Regions from separate parts of the Mus musculus genome. Here region 2 is linked to region 1. A link is a loop called in an ENCODE intact Hi-C map of the cell type or tissue named here. Cell type or tissue: left cerebral cortex. All regions are shown on one strand. Each heading gives the region's core, and the rest is flanking DNA. Links, peaks and the distances in the headings are about the cores only.

Region 1 (8,252 bases), core at 2,164-7,163:
GGAGGCTAAGGAAGGAAGGAAGGAAGGAAGATTCAGATCCTCATTTGTGAGAAATTATTTTTTGGACCTCATCTAGCTGTTATTTTAGTAGTTGTCAGATTCTCCCTACTCCTGGAATCTGCAGTTTCCAACTGACTAGTGCCTGCTCACATGTATTCTATTGCATGTATACTTTCAAATATGCCAAGTGCTCTAAACTTGGAAGGATATTTACCCAGCTGTGCAATGTCTGTCTTCATGTGCTCTCCTTTATATCCACGGATCTTATAGCTACTTCAACCTCTGAGCATTGATAGCAAAGAAACACAGCACAAACAGAGACATAGGATGGAATTGAATGAGACAACATTTTTTCTTCCCTCTCATTCATGTTCCCACTCTCTTGACATATATCTATTTTTTTTTTTTTAGTATACTTCTTTGAGATTTTGTGCACACACATTTAGATATTTCCGGGGCTGGAGAAATAGCACACATGTACTGAAGAACCAGCCTGACTCCATCTTTAAAGCTTTAAAGCCATTTTTATAGTAACAGAAAACTGGGTTCATTCCTGTTATGATTATACCTCTGTTTCTCAAGGATTGGTCTATGCCCTCACTTGTATTCTTTATTACAAATGGTTCTGTATTGGATATTCCAGAAATGGCACTTCTGTCTTTGATTATAACCATCTTGAAACCCTACCTTTGTTTAAAAAGGTTCTATGACCACCTATGACTAATTTGTAAGACTGTCTGTGGTTATAACTACATTGTTATGTCCACCTTGCAACCATGTCTTTGTTTCAAGAGGTTATTAGGGCTAATGTATATACTTATATTCTGTTTCTATAACCCCGCCTATTTTGCCTACCAAATCCCCCATTTGGAAACCCTCTCCCCTTGAGCTATAAAATCCTTGTTATCCTCACATCAAAGGCTGATTTCTCAAACCCACTGTAGGGGAAGGCAGCTTGAGTACACGAATAAAAAAGGCTTGCTTTAATTAGTTTTAATTAATTTGGCCATAATGATTTGGATCAGTTATCTTTATCATTCCATCTTTGGAATTAACAGTATGAAAATTGTCCTTGGGCTGGAGAGATGTTGCAGTAGTTAAGAACACTTGCTGTTTTTGTAGAGGACCTGAGTTTAATTCTAAGCACTTACATAGCAACTTAATACTGAGTGCAACTCCAATTTCAGGGACTCTGACACCTGCTCCTGGCCCTTGCTGGCACCATTCACACATGGTACACATACAGGAGAATACTCATACACATAAAAATTATTTTATAGGTCTTTAATGAGTTAAAGAAAAAGATATTTCCTCATCTTGAGTGCAAGCCACAAGGATGTTTTACACAGGAAGCAGGAGAACAATACAATCATCTCACAAATGTATGCACACAATTGTCTTCCCAACTGTAGCCTCTCCTGTGTTGATGGACTCAGACATCCCAGTGGATTCCACCACTTTTCTACAATGTTATTCTCTACACGCCCATGTCCGGATGGGCATGGCATTTTCCACCATTTATCTTTAAACTCCTTGGTGAAATGTTCAGAGCTCTCTTTACCATATGCCTTTTTTCATCTATTTCAATGACTACTAATATCAGTAATATTAAAGTGCTTACAAATCCTATGCTTGTATCTGAATAGTCATGGGTTTGAAGACCATATTTGCCTCTTTGTTTTTTTAATCCTTTCAGTTCAACGTTAGTTCTGCCCACTTTAGGGGATCCTTTTGAGAAGAGTGCACCAGTCAGAGCTTGGAAAAGATGATGTCTTCCACAGAACTGAGGCAACCACACACTTACTACCATCCATGGCATTTAGTGGTGAGGTTTGTGATAGCCTCTGACATCAATTTATTTTGCTCTCACAAATTGGCAATAAAGTTAGGAGAAACCATCCGTTCTGTGTCTAAGTTCACTGCTTAGGGTGTGAGCAGCTTCCACGAATCTCCGACTGTGAGCAGATGTGGTGTAGCTGTACCCAAACACTGTTACTCTATTGATTCCGGTGGTGGCAGCAGTGCACTCCTGCTACCCACCCCAGTGTTTTACATGAGAGCTATTTTGATATGTCTAAAACAGCTCAATGGCCAGGCTACTTCCTAACCTCCTGTGAATCCTATGTCCACATGTAAGACACTGAGAGAACTCTGCCCACAGTTGGTTTCGACTGGTTTCGACCAGTGGGCAATGGTTGGGCAGGGAGAAAGCTCAAGGAACTGAGGAAGGAGAAAGAAGGGGAAGCCACTATGCCTGGAAAAAAAGGAGAGATGTCACACCTGAAAGGTGTGGAACAGAGAGCATAGCTGCCATGTAGGAGCCAGGGATCATGGCCCAGGAGGGCTACATGTCAGGGTCTAGGGCAGCAAAGATAAAATATAGATTTGAATAAATAATAACACAGAAATATCAGAGGGGGTGGATTAGCCTCGTGGAGGTTAGAAAGTGCCCAAACATTGAGCAGTTTTAGGCATATCAAAATCTAAAATATATATGTGTCTTCCATTCGAAAATATATGACATTGGGGTGGGTAACAAAAACGTGCCACCGCAGCCACAGGGACCAATTGAGAAACATGAATTGGGTACTGACTGCTACATTGAGGAGCTCAAAGTATTCCATGTAGGAACAGAGTACTTCAGGGAAAATTGGGATGGCTCCACAGCAGCACAGCCCTCTTTCACTACAGGTGCTGTCTTTCAGGAGCTACTATTTCAATAGAACTCCAGGATAGCACTCATGACATCTCCCTCTTTAACCTCTTAGTTTGCAGTGCATACATAGAAGTGGGGGAAATATTATCTATGTGATGTGTGATGTTTGAACACTGTCAGGAAACAAGGTAGGAAAGACCGGAGAATGAGAATTTGTGACTGGGCCTCTCAGACTTTCTCAATAGAATTTGACCAATGGAACGAGGCCCCCAGGTCAGTAGGATCTCTCAGCCAAAAAATAAAGAAAAGAAGCTCAGAAAAGGATTCTGTAACTCAGTTTCCTGGTACTTTCAGGGAAGGCTAAAGGCTCACACTGACTTAACCTGAAGGGGAAGAACGGATCCTAAATTAAAATCTCTAAACAAATGTTACTCTTCACTCCTTTTAAACATCCAGGCTGCATGCCCAACTTCAGCTAATTGGGAATTTGGAAGTCAGATTTACAGTGTGAGTTAGCATCAGGTTACTGTGTGTCTTAATTCCAAAATTATTCAGCAGTGCACCATAAAAACGGAATGCTGTTCTGGTACTCAGAGTTAGACAACATTAGACTTTAATGTGACCAATTATAATTCAAGCCAGTTATGTAGGACATTGTGTCTCCATCACAAACCAACCAGTCTTGGATCGGTTCCCAGTTTTCAGTCACTGGATTTCTTTGGCGCAATTGTATTTCCATGTAGTTAATTATAATTCATCAAATCAAATACAATAACAGAACAATCCCTGAGGTTAGAAGTGGCTATGCAGGGACATATCATGGGTAGTTAAGTAACTAAGACAACCTTGTGATAGCCATGCTGGGTAGATTAGAAAAATGGGGCCAAGTATTAGAGATAAATGAGTGATTCATTTAGTAGGATTGGCCTTACAAACAATTACTTAAAGTACTGCAATTCATATAATTTTTAATTAGCTTTTTTTTTTTTTTGGTCCATAATCCTTCCTTACAGAAATGAACTATCAGCCAAAAGGTGAAAGCAATACAAAGTTGCTTCTCCCCTGGGACTAAGAGACTGTGGAGTTCATGGCTTTGAACTCAGGCCAGATGAAAACAGTTCCATAATCAGCATTTATCCCAGAGCCTGGGGTTTATAGACACTGTATATTCCTTCATGGTCACAGCCCCTCTCTATATTTAGATCAGAGACTATTTCACCTTACTGAGGCATCAGTTTACTCAGCTGTCAAATGGGGATACATCAGTCATGCTGTCCATCATCCTCAAATGACACGAGAGCTAAGTGAGAAGATGAATTGAAAAAAAAAAAAAAAGAACCTCAATACCTTATAATGGTAGGTCTGGAATGAAAAACAGAAGACCAGAGTTTCAGGAAAGACGCTGGAGTCTTTTAAGGATTAAAAAGCAAACACATTCCTATTCTAACGTGAAACATAGATGCTTTGTTACATTAGAAGAAGCAGAATGTCTTCTACCTAAGATGACTCACTGCTGCTTGCTTGCTCCAGCAGAAGAACAAAACAGTTTTGAGGCATGGCTTTCAAGCACTGGCAAGATGCCTGTGCACTGGGAAGTGGTGATTCACATAATTGGAATGATCCTCAGTAGACAGAATGTGCAATCTCTGAGGTGTGTGCTGACTTGACCAGAAGCAAAAGGAAAAAGAAATGGAAAAGGGAAAAGGCAGCTTGCATGCCTACAAGACACCAAGAATCACTCCAAGAAAAACACCATGTGGTGGAGATTAAAAGACAAGGCTCGTTTCCTCCTGAGAGTCCACCGGCCAATCGTTGCCTTGCACAGTCCTGTGATGGTTAAGTTTCTTCCAATCAGTATTGAGCCAGGAGTGGAGGCTGAAATCACTGTTGCAGATGCCTAAGTCAACTATTTTAATAAACTGATTGAACCACTTGTAAAAACCACTTAACTAGTATAATACTAGCAAGCTTTTCCTATTATAAAATACCTAAGGTAATCAAAGCACACAGGAGGAGAGTGGGGTGTGTAATTGTCTAATGATTGCAAAGGTTTTAACGTGTAGTTACATGATACTATTTCACGGGACCACAGTACCTTTTTGTACCAATTTTGTGAACCCCCAAAGACCACTAAGGAGCCAACTCTTTATTGGAAACTCAAGCTTGGGCCACACTGCCTTCTCTAATGAAACAGAGCAGAAGGGGGAGCTCCGAGCGCTCAGCAAGACAATGTTTTATAGGAAACGGGAAGCAAGCAAGAGGGATTTCTAGCTGGGCACACATCGGATTGGGGGCTATTATGGGATTTTATTGCCCTTTAACATAATTCGCTGGTGCTAGGGAGCCAAACCATAAACTTAAAACTCCTGTTTCCCTCCTGATTGGTGGTTGTTAGGAAGTGGAGTGCCAGGGGCAGGCTTGGAACCTGGAAACTAGTGCTAGATGATGGCTTGTTGGGGAGTAACCTTGAAACTGGTGCTAGGTTCAGGCTTTTTAGTTAACTATAGTTCGATTTTAGGTCAGGTTCCCTAAGATGGAGTCTAGACCCAAGATCTGATCTCTCACTTCCAAGCAGAAGGAAGTTACAGGGAAGCTATGTTTGCTTCATGCTGTCCAATCAGTTAGGAGAGAGGAAACCTAGGCACTGGGCTCTTTATACAGTGGTTATCAACTTTTGGGTTGAGACCTCCCTTGCCAAACCTCTATCTATCTCCAAAACTATTTACATTACAATTCATAACAGTAGCAAAATTACAGTTATGAAGTAGTAACATGAATAATTTTATGGTTGGGGTGGATCAACCACAACATGAGTAATTGTATTAAAGGGTCCCAGAATTAAGAAGGTTGAGAAGTGTACGGTTCTCTTAATATGTCCTTCAAGGGCTTAACCCCTCCAGCCCTAACTTTCTTCCCCTAGATCCTACACTCCAAGGTTTCCATAATTTCTAAAGGTAACACAGGCTGGCAAGCAAGCTTGTAGCACAGCCTTGTCATCAGATGTCCCCCAAAGGGGGACACTCCATACTCAAATTATAGCATTCAGCACTCCATCCCACAGACTTGTATTCATCTCACAGATAAAAGTCCCTCAGGCCTAAATTATTTTAGCACTGGTTAAAAGTTCAATCTAAAGTCTCTACTTAGTGCTCCAAAGAAGCTCTTCACTGAGAGCTCTGTCAACAATTTTAAAAGTTAAAAAAAACAATAGTTGTATATGTTTAATAACCATTAGCACAGGTTAAACATTCAAGTATGGTATCCTCACCACTTTAAATTAAAATATAATAAACCAAACAAACAAACACCTCATTCCCATTCCAGAACAGAGGATGAGAGACATAAGAAGTAATCATTAGAAAAACACAAGACTGAAACCCAGTACAGCAAACATTGAATCCTCAGTCTTCATAGCTGATGTCTAGGGTACCTTGTCATAGAATATGTGTTTCCAAGCACTTGGGGACACCTCCCATACCGCTTTGTTGGCTGATTAACATGGCTATTCTCAGACTGGATACACTGATTTCGTATAGCTTTCCTTGACATTGTAAGCCTTTCATACCCTCTAATTCTGAAGTCCCCTGTGTTGTCCACACAGCCTCAGTATTAGTCACCTAGCCATGGGATACTTCCAGGAACTCTGAGCACACCACATAGTACATGGTTTCCCAAGCTTTCCTGGGAAATTCCTTGTTGAAACCCTCACTATTCCTGTATTTTGTGTTCTGGGTGGTTGCAAAGGTAGCTTCACATGATGCTAATAAAATCTGTAACCAATGGGAGCTATATATGGGCACAGTTGAACTACAGTTGAAAATATCTTTGAGTGTACTGGTGACTGCCTTTGCAAAACCATATCACCTTAAAATAGTTCACTAGGCCAGCTCATGGAAACAAGTTACCCCAAGACTCTCTTTATAAAGGATGGTGTTTGAAGGGAGTTTATAGGTTTACTGCATTGAATCTGCACTAGGTAGGGTCTCACTGATTCTCTAGATCCACTGAATACATCTTTTCTATCATTCCTGTAGAAACTCTTTCTAACGTCACTATTCTCTTTAGAACATTTTTGGCAGTACCTTCAAACACATTTCCTTTTCAGCTATAGCTCAAATTTTCAGTCTTTCTACTCTGTTCTTTCCTGTTGGTTCTTGAAGTGATTAAGGCCCCCAAAGCACTCAGTAAAAAACAATGGTAGAATCTGAACACTGTCTGGAAATTTCATCAGTTAGGTAAGAAAATCCAATTTGTTTTGGCATCTTTACAAATTTAGTTCAGAAAACCTCTCATGTTGTGGATAACACATAGCCAAGTCATCTAGTAAAGTGTAAAATGGATGGCCTGTAGTCCAGTTCCCTAAAAGGTAATATTGTAATTTGAAAGTCCATCAGTGTAGTCTCTGGTGTCCACATTTCTATGTGAATTCTGGATCCCTGGTGGTTGCCAGAATAACTTACTAATCTCTGCTTATAAATTTGTCAGTGGTAAATAATATGCCAGCATTTTTCAGACTGCTCCTATAAACCAGTTCCAAACATTTCCAAATGGCATTATTAGCTATCCTCACAGCAAGGACCCCACTTTTTGCTACCTATTTTCATTATTATTTAGCTCTCCTTCACCATAATAAAATGTTCCATAACAAGTCACATCATAAAAATATGTAGTTGCTTTCCTCATGTTGTCTTTGTATATGAAAAATTTATTATACAAGTCATTGCCACTGTAGTTATAAAATTCTGGATGCTACTTTTATAAACCATGATTTAATATGCCTTTCCAACAGACAATATCTCTCTATATAAATTATTCTGGTAGGTATATTTAGCCAATGAAAAGAATTAAAGAAAGAAATTGGTCCTGATCAATAGGAACATAAGTAACCAGGAAATGTCATATCCAAATTTAAAATGGTCCTCAATAGTGAAACTTGCCAGGGGCCAATTTGTACCTTTCTACAGGAACTTGCCTTGTGTTCAGTAGTAAAAGTAAAATATCCTGCTTTCAAAGAGAGACAGAAAGACATTTTTAGGACACCTGAGGAAACTTGAATGTAAACTAGTTACATTAAAAATTAAGGGGTATTAAAATTAAGAAACTTTTTGTTAATTTTACACATGTGATGAAATATTGTCTGAAAATAAATAGCCTCTATCTATCAGGATGGCTTTAGTTTAGGAGGTACTTAGAGTAGTTAAGGATCAAAAATCATGATAGCAGGCTTGGGATATGGCTCAGGAGCAGAACGTGTCATGCAGGAAGGCCTGAGTCTGATTCCTGGTACCACAAAAACAAGTCATGATAATTACTACTTGCAATTAATAATTGAACAAAAAGTTAAATAGGATGATAGATAGATGGTAGTTGTGAAGGTAGAGAGACATGATAACTGTTTAGGTAAAACAGTCATGAAAAATACTAGTTATTGAATCTAGTATGTAATTGTGCAAATATTTACAAATTATAGTTTTGTGTTTGCATATTTTCAAAATAAAAATTAAAGCTAGACCATGGTTTTATTTTAGATGACTCTTTAGACATTTAGCTTGTCAGCAGCACCTATTAAAAAAGAAAGAAACTGTTCTGAATGTGT
Region 2 (8,252 bases), core at 2,041-7,040, 1.2 Mb before region 1:
TTTTGTTAATATTTTCAGTACAAAAATAGGACACAATTTGTGTCTCAACTCTTTTCTCACATTTTTATAAAAATAACTCTATGCCTTTGAGAGTAGATCAAAGAGATGCTCAATGTGTGTGTGGTGGTGGTGGTGGGGTGTGTGTGTGTGTGTGTGTGTGTGTGTGTGTGTGTGTGTGTGTGTGAAACGGAACAGAGGGTAAAGTGCTTGCTGTTTAATCATGGTGGCTGGAGTTCGGATTCCAGGACCCACAGAAAATACCCACCTCTGTAACTAGAGCTACAATTGAATTCTGCCTACTGTTTTCTAGGGAGGAGTTCAGGGTTTGTGTTATCGCTAGGATTGTAACCAAAGCAGTGATGAATCTTTCTCAATGAATCCTATTGACAATGGTGATATTTTATTTATTCTCTTTGGGATTGATCCTTGGTGAATTGGTCCCAGTTTCTCAAGTTTCCTCCAATATTGAAACACTGAACCATTCCACCCTTCATTCGCTATGAAAGGAAGCTCATCAGGCAGGACAGCAACTCAAAAGATCTCAAAATGGTCCCTGAAACTGATCAAATTCATTAAGCTCCTTCCCTGCCAGAGAGCAATAAAAGCTGAGAGTCCCTCTCATATGAAAGGAAGCTGAGCTGCAAAGAAGACTCTCAAAAAAGCCACCCTCATACCAGTTGTCTGGAAGAAGTTTAGATCAACTGAGTCATCTGGAATGGACATTCTCCAGCCCTTTGATCCATCTACATGCCATGCAGTTTCTCCAGGTTCCCAGCTTTTGTGAGCTGTCACCTACGCTGAGTAGGCTTTGTCCATGCAGCTATTTTTGAGTCATTTCTGCTCCTGTAACTAACCCCTCACCCATATTCCTTTAAGTAACCCCAATAAAACTTATTGGTTCACCAAGTAGGACTCTGGTGGTATGGGCACTTTGGTCTGTCCTGTGCTCCTTATGCAGAGGAGAAACAAATTTTGTCACACAATACTACCTACTAGGTTTTATAACTGTAAAATTATTCTTTGTAATTAGCAAGCACATTATGGGTGAGAAGATATTTTGAAGGGCACTTAAATTTCTATAATTGACCATGATGGGACAGCTTCCTAAAAGACAAACGTACTAGTCAGGACCAGCTGAACTATGCTGAGAGCATTTAGGTAAGTAACCCTGTGTTGTGCCGAAGAACTGTGATATATATCAATACATTCAAACTTGCCACTCGGGCAAGCAAAGGAGTGCTTTGAAACCCTGGACCAAGTTGGAGTTGGGGAGGGCTTCCACCGTCCAAAAACGTTGCTTAGCATCCTTTCAGGTGACATCACAACCAGCTATAGAACCTTGAAGGCTGTGTCTAGGGGCAACCGTCTGAGTTAAACATCATTCGTGAGGTTGCGTCCGATGTGTTAGCTGCTAGGTTTAGGCCCGGTATCTTACTAGTGATTAACTAGTACAATTAGTCCCATTTCGAAGTTTTGTATATTTAGCTGGCTACAGCACCTAAGAAGAATACTTCTAAGGAAGTAGTCTTAGAACTCCTCCGAGTTTTCCAGAGTGGACCCCTGGTGAACTGCCAACCTCTGACTATTCACCAATCAGTCTCCGATATTGACAGCTTAATTATCTCCATTCTTTGACTGACCCTGACCTGCAAAGTCAACTGTTTATAAAGGAGCCTCATAGGTTCGCGACCTGGGACCAACCATCTACTGGAAGAAGTGATTTGGACATCAGGGTGAACAACCCAAGAGTACCCATCCGGAGCCAGGCATAAGGTTGCTTTCGCTTGGAAGTTAGAAAAGCACTACTATACCGGAGTCAACACCCTCGGCATTTCAAGCAGTTCTCCATGTGGCAACCTAAACCGCCTGGGTTGGAGATGAAGCCTGAAGCTTCAGGAAAAGGGCAAGAACGGAAATACCAGGATAAAAGTGGGACAGAGAGAGTCTGAAGCTTTGGGACAAGGTCCAAAAAGGAAATGCTAGGATGGAACAGGGATGGTATTTAAAGAACCCAACAAGGCTCAGAAGAAGACCCCTCAGGAGCCACAAGACCTAGAGCTTCCAAGAGAACAGCCTAGCAAGGGTTAGGTACGGAAACCCCAGGGAGAGACTCCAAAACAACTAAAACCCCTAGAGTTGACTGAAGGTCCTCCAGAGCAGGCTGTAACTTGGAGGAAGCCTGCTGATGGTGGCAAGGGTCGCAAGTGGCCCTATTCTGCCACGGAGGAAAACGAACAAAGCCCCCAAAAGGAAAAGTACGGAAGGTTGCTTCAACACCTTCAGTGTGACCAAGATGTGAGGTCAGACCCTCACAGGCCTCAGCCAATCCTTACAAACACCTGGAAGATCAAAGGGGGCAAGTCAGGAGACAGTCATGGATCAGAAACAACTCAGAGAGATAGAGAACCATCTACGGTTGTTGCTCTAAAAGAATATCTTTCACCATAGGAAAGAGAGAAGTGGTGTACTAAGGAGAAATCTGTTACAGAGAAGAAAGGTTGTGTAAAGGGTGAAGGAAGAAGGGGTAACAGCTTGGAGCCGGGAACACGGACTCAGATCATCCTGCATAGCGGCAGAGGCAATAGCTTACTCCCCAACAAGATGGCAGTACTTGCAGCAGAGAAAAAGCCTCTCACAGACCAAGAAAGGGGCAGAGAAATGGATCAAATTCTTGATATTTCAGAGGACATGGAGAAGGAAATTGAGAATGCATTGGGTCCAGGACCCCAAGAGGAAATCCTAAGTTCCAGATTCAAGTTGCAAATCACCAGAGGAGATATCCAGACCCTGGAGAATGGTCAGTGGCTCAAGGATAAGGTCATAAATTTCTACATGAACCTTCTGGTTGAGAGAAATGAAAACCAAAGCTATCCGGCTCTTCATGCCTTTAGCACTTTCTTTTACCCCAAGCTAAAGCATAATGGTTACAGTTCCGTGAAAAGGTGGACTCGAGGCATCAATCTCTTTGAAAAAGAACTCATCTTGGTGCCTATTCACCAGAAGGTACATTGGAGCCTAGTGGTAATCAATTTAAGAAAACGAAGTATTGTATACCTCGATTCCATGGGACAGACAGGCAAGTTTATCTGTGAGACCATCTTCCAATATTTCCAAAACGAGAGCAAGACACGCAGGAGCATTGAGCTGGACCCTTTGGAGTGGAAGCAGTACAGTGTGACATCAGAGGAGATTCCTCTGCAGCTGAATGGGAGTGACTGTGGAATGTTTACCTGTAAATATGCAGATTACATCACTAGGGACCAACCTGTGACCTTTTCTCAGCAACACATGCCCACCTTCAGGAAAAGAATGGTATGGGAAATCCTACACAGTCAATTACTGTAACAACATCCACCTGGTTGCTATGGTCCCCCCATCCCCGTTCTTTTCCATCGCTGTTTCTAATATACCTCAGGTAGGATGAGTTGAAGAGATATAAAACAGGTACTGAGCTGTCTCACTGGATGAAGCCCACTCTCTTCAATATAGTCCTAATGTGGGATGTAGGACTAATGCTCTAATGCCATCTCTAGGATGCATGCAACTACTGCAAGCTTAGAAAATGCTGCTGCCCAACCCACAGGAGACCACGTGTTCAAGAAATACTGTTTTAATGCTGGAATTAAATGAATTCATGTTCTTTTGTTTTATTTTGCTTTTCTTTTGCTTGCTTTGTGTGTGTGTGTGTGTGTGTGTGTGTGTGTTTGGTTGGTTTTTGTTTGTTTAATGTTTCATTGAGGGTTTTTTCTGGTTTTTGGTTTTCATTTTTGTTTTTTGTTTGTGTTTTGTTTTGTTGTTTATGCTTTTTATTTTTGTTTTTTTGTGTTTTGTTTGTGATTTCTTGTTTTTTGTGGTTTTTGTTTTTCATTTGTGGTTTTTTTTTTTTTGGTTTTTGTTTTACATTTTTTGTTTTTTTTTGTTGTTGTTGTTGTTGTTTGTTGGTTTTTGTTCGTGTTTGGAGTTTTGGTTTCTTTTGTTGTTTTTGTTTTATGTTGTTTTTTTATGTTTTTGGTTTTGTTGTTTGTTTTGTTTTTGTTTGTTCATTGTTGTTTTTGTCTGTTTTTTTGTTTGTTTTTGTTTTGTTTTGTTTTTGTCTTCCTGACCCCACTCCACTGATTGTTTTCCTTAACTCACTTGCAAACCTTGGCCATTGTCATTTCTCATCCTCCAGTCCCTGTTGGAAGTGTCTATTTCTGAAATAAATACTCATCACGGTGCCAGGAGGGACATTAGCAGTGCCCATCACGGTGCCAGGAGGGAAATCAGCAGGAAGAGGCCGAAGCTATTCACTAGCATCTCTAATGATAGAGTTGTGTGCTATTAATTGAAGCAGGGGATAGTGGTGGTGTTTTTGTTTTGTTATAATTTTTTTTAAGTTTGAAAATAGCATGAGAAATGGAAATGAGTTGCACAGACCGGTGCTGTTCTGCACCACCGTACTCTGCTGGACCTGGACAGGATGTAGAACTGCAGCCAGACTACTGACTGGACTCCAGGACTAGTAAGAAAAGCACCATGGTCACTTAAAGGCTCATCCTTTCCCAGACCTGCCTTAGTTTTGGAAGTTGATTTGAAGTAACTATAATGGCAAATGTCCATTTCTATCTCAGATCTCATTGGATACAAATCCCATCTATTGCTTTATTGAATTTAATTTTTTTTTGAAAAGTTCTATTCAATTTAATTTTTTTCTTAAAAAGTTTTGGTATATATTAAGATGAAATTGAGATGTTTTTTCTCATTAGATTAATATTCCCACTGTAGAAAATTGGGGATGTAGTATTTACAGTTGAAACCGCCAGTTATATATAATAATCTATTTTACATGTGATAGTTTGTATTTAACTTTTCTATTCATTATCTTATGGTTGTGTTTATGCAATTTTTACTTAATAAAGTCTAAAGTTATTTTTTTAAAAAGTAACTCATGCATGCAAACAATAAACTAAAAGACTGTATAAACTTATGAAGCATTTAGACATATTTGGGACTTTAATCAAAGTCAGAAAGGTAGATTAATTTTATCTGGTATTACTCTGTACCTTCATCAGCAGTGTACTATCTGAGGCAACTAATAAAAAGGAGAAATGACTTGTTTAATTTACAGCTTGGGAGATTCACATCTCAGATGACATGGCCCCATTAGTATGCACTATCAAGGACACCAGGAGCTCATGGGGACCCAAGCAGCCACATCGGGATTCAGAAAGGAGAGAGAGAGAGAGAGAGAGAGAGAGAGAGAGAGAGAGAGAGAGAGAGAGAGAGAGAGAAAGCTACCTATTAAAAGTTCAGAACACCTCCCCACGATACTCCCCTGAGGATTGGTATACATGGACTCTGGCAGACACAGCCCAAGCCACACAGCCTTGATTTTCAAACCAACTGCCAAGCATGTGTAAATTTGTATAAGATAGCAAGAGTACAGTGAGTCACATGCATATATTGATGCTTGTAGGTTTCAGACCAGAAAACTAGACACAAACACGCCTCTGCTTCATCCTCAGACCTCACTAACATGGAGAGGCTGGGGCATAAGAGAAGATTGGGAGGAGGCAATAGTGGCACATGGTCTAGTTAGTAGTGGTGACAAAACTGCCCAAGAAACAATCCTAAAGCAAAAATGCACAAGTTGTTCCTTTGGCTGAATTCCTAGATGTCTCAGGAATTGGTGCTACCAGTTCACACTAGAAATGGAAATAAGAAAGAGAATCAAAATAAGAGGTATTCAAGGTATTCAACACAGTAAACACACTTTCACAGGCCATCCCTTAACAACCACACCACCATTCTAGCCAACCCTAATCCTTGGCAACCACCAAATTATCTGTGCCGCGTTATTGTGAAAGTACATTTTTAGTTATAAAATATGCAAAAGGATACTTTCACATTGGAAAACACACAAACAAAACAAAATACCAAATTATTCAGGTCTTTTGAAAAAAAGAAAAACCCACCCAAAACCACCTCCTTATTCCAGGCCTTTTACTAGAGCTAGTGTTGGCTTACAGACAATTCTACTAGGCTCCTCCCAACAACCACCTAGCAACAGCTTACATCATCATCTGCCACCATTGCCTGCCAGGTGCAGCAGCTTATAAAAGGACTACCCCAGCCCTCTCGCTTCTCTTTTTCTCCCTACCCTCTTCTTCTTCTTCTTCTTCTTCTTCTTCTTCTTCTTCTTCTTCTTCTTCTTCTTCTTCTTCTTCTTCTTCTTCTTCTTCTTCTTTTCTTCTTCTTCTTCTTCTTCTTCTTCTTCTTCTTCTTTTCTTCTTCTTCTTCTTCTTCTTCTTCTTCTCCTTCTTCTCCTTCTCCTTCTTCTTCTTCTTCTTCTTCTTCTTCTTCTTCTTCTTCTTCTTTCTTCTCTCTCTCTCTCTCTCTCTCTCTCTCTCTCTCTCTCTCTCTCTCTCTTTCCACGTGTTCCCTCTCTTTCTTTCTATCCTTCATCCCTGCTTTCTCTGCCTTTGTAGGTGTCTGCCTCTACCCCTTCTCCAGGTCTCTGCTCCCTTTCCTTCCCCACAATAAAATTCTCTTAAGTCAAAAAAAAAAAAAGGCAGGTATTGCTTGTAGCTGATTCTTCAATTAAAAATTAAAAATAGATTTTTTTTTCATACAGTGTACTCTGTTTTTCTCTCCCTTAATCCCCACAGGTCTTTCCCACTTCTCCACCCACCTGATCCATAGCATTTCATTCTCTCTCTCTCTCATTAGAATCAAAACAAGCATTAATAATAATAATAATAATAATAATAATAATGGTGATATTATAAGATAAAACAAATAAATGGGGGCAGGCGGAGCCAAAGAAAAAGCACAAGAAACATATGTAAGTTCAAACACATTCACACACTGAAAACCCGTAAACACAAAATCAGAAATCATAATGAATAAGAAAAAGATTTATAAGGTTAAAAAAAATGCCCGGACAAAGTATTATGAAAAAAAAAGTCTCCAAAAATATGACCGAGTTCTTTTTTTCTGTGTTGACCATCAATTGATGTCTATGGAGCCTGAAGAGGTCCCCAGAGATGACACAGAACAGACCCAAACACCAAATTCTCAGCACAAAAGATTCATTACCCTGGAAGCGTAATGGCTGCCTCTAAACCAGACAAAGGCAAACAGCAGCTGTTTCTGCAGGATGGTTTTTAAGGGAAAGCGGGGAAATCTGTGTTAAGATGAGTTAGTAAGTCCTGATTCAACCTGTTAGGCAGTGTAGTCAAAATATGAATTTTGATTGCTGGACCTTGATGTTTTGATAGCTGGGATAGTCAGGGGGGAAAAAAGTGGTCAAATAAGGGAATAGACCTTCGGGGATAACTTTAGAAATGTAATCTAGTGCTGGGCGTGGTGGCACACGCCTTTAATCCCAGCACTCAGGAGGCGGAGGCAGGAAGATTTCTGAGTTCGATGCCAGCCTGGTCTACAGAGTGAGTTCGAGGACAGCCAGGGCTACACAGAGAAACCCTGTCTCAAAAAAAACCAACCAACCAACCAAACAAACAAACAAAAACAAAAAAGAAATGTAGTCTAATGGTTTAGCAAGGGAGAGGCAAGGGGAAAGGGCAAGACCTACTTCCACAGTCGTTGTTGCTGTTTTGTTGTTGTTTTGTTGTTGTTTTGTTGTTGTTTTAACACCTTAAAGGAAAGAAGATCCACTATGCAAGAAGCAGAAAGTGTGAAGATTATTACTGCATTGGAAACAAAATAAACTACTGCATGCACACAGATAAAAACAGTGGGATAAAGGGCATAGCCATTTAGAAAGAGTTCTTTAAACTGAATACCTCATCACTGAACTGAAAAACGAAAGAAGAAAGGGGTTACTCAGAAACAAGTTATGCCCAATTAAAATACCGTCACACTTCTAGAGCTGAAACCAGAACCTTAAAGACCCGTTGTAATAACTATGAAGTCCCAAAGGAGTGTGCAAAGATCAATCCAAGGTCAAAATTAAGTGTGAAGGGAAAAGGTCATTTGGGGCACTCTGCATTTCTTAGGAGTTTCCCTGCCTTGCTCAGGCATCTAGATAATAAGAATGGGCTTCCATCAAACGGAACACGTAAGGTGGCAAAGAGAAAGATAAGGAGTTGAGAAGGCAGTGGACACTCCACAGAAGGGAAAATACAATTTTCAGTGACAGTAGTGGGAGTCTCTGGCACAGCTGTACTCCAGCAGAGAGGAAAAACAAGAGGCATTAGAGTGAGAGTCGTTGAGTCCTCAGAGAATGAGTTCTCCAGGAAGATAAAGCTAAC

What was found. Peaks named below come from ENCODE experiments on the same cell type or tissue, not always from the same donor. Only the 100,000 strongest peaks of a DNase experiment are listed, where the experiment ranks them.
Region 2: it touches region 1 in a loop (13-fold over the local background); 4 of 42 quality-filtered maps call a loop at or near these places.

The regions. Positions count from the first base shown.
Region 1 is chr16:49,285,055-49,293,306 of GRCm38, forward strand. No RefSeq gene overlaps it. Among named protein-coding and RNA genes, the nearest start is that of 1700026J12Rik, 33 kb to the left of the region's middle. In left cerebral cortex, for the core only: no CTCF peak of the experiment used is centred there; DNase peaks (open chromatin) are centred at 3,255 and 4,247; H3K27ac peaks cover 1,252 bases.
Region 2 is chr16:48,070,843-48,079,094 of GRCm38, forward strand. It overlaps the pseudogene Gm7275. Among named protein-coding and RNA genes, the nearest start is that of Gm52257, 17 kb to the left of the region's middle. In left cerebral cortex, for the core only: no CTCF peak of the experiment used is centred there; no DNase peak of the experiment used is centred there.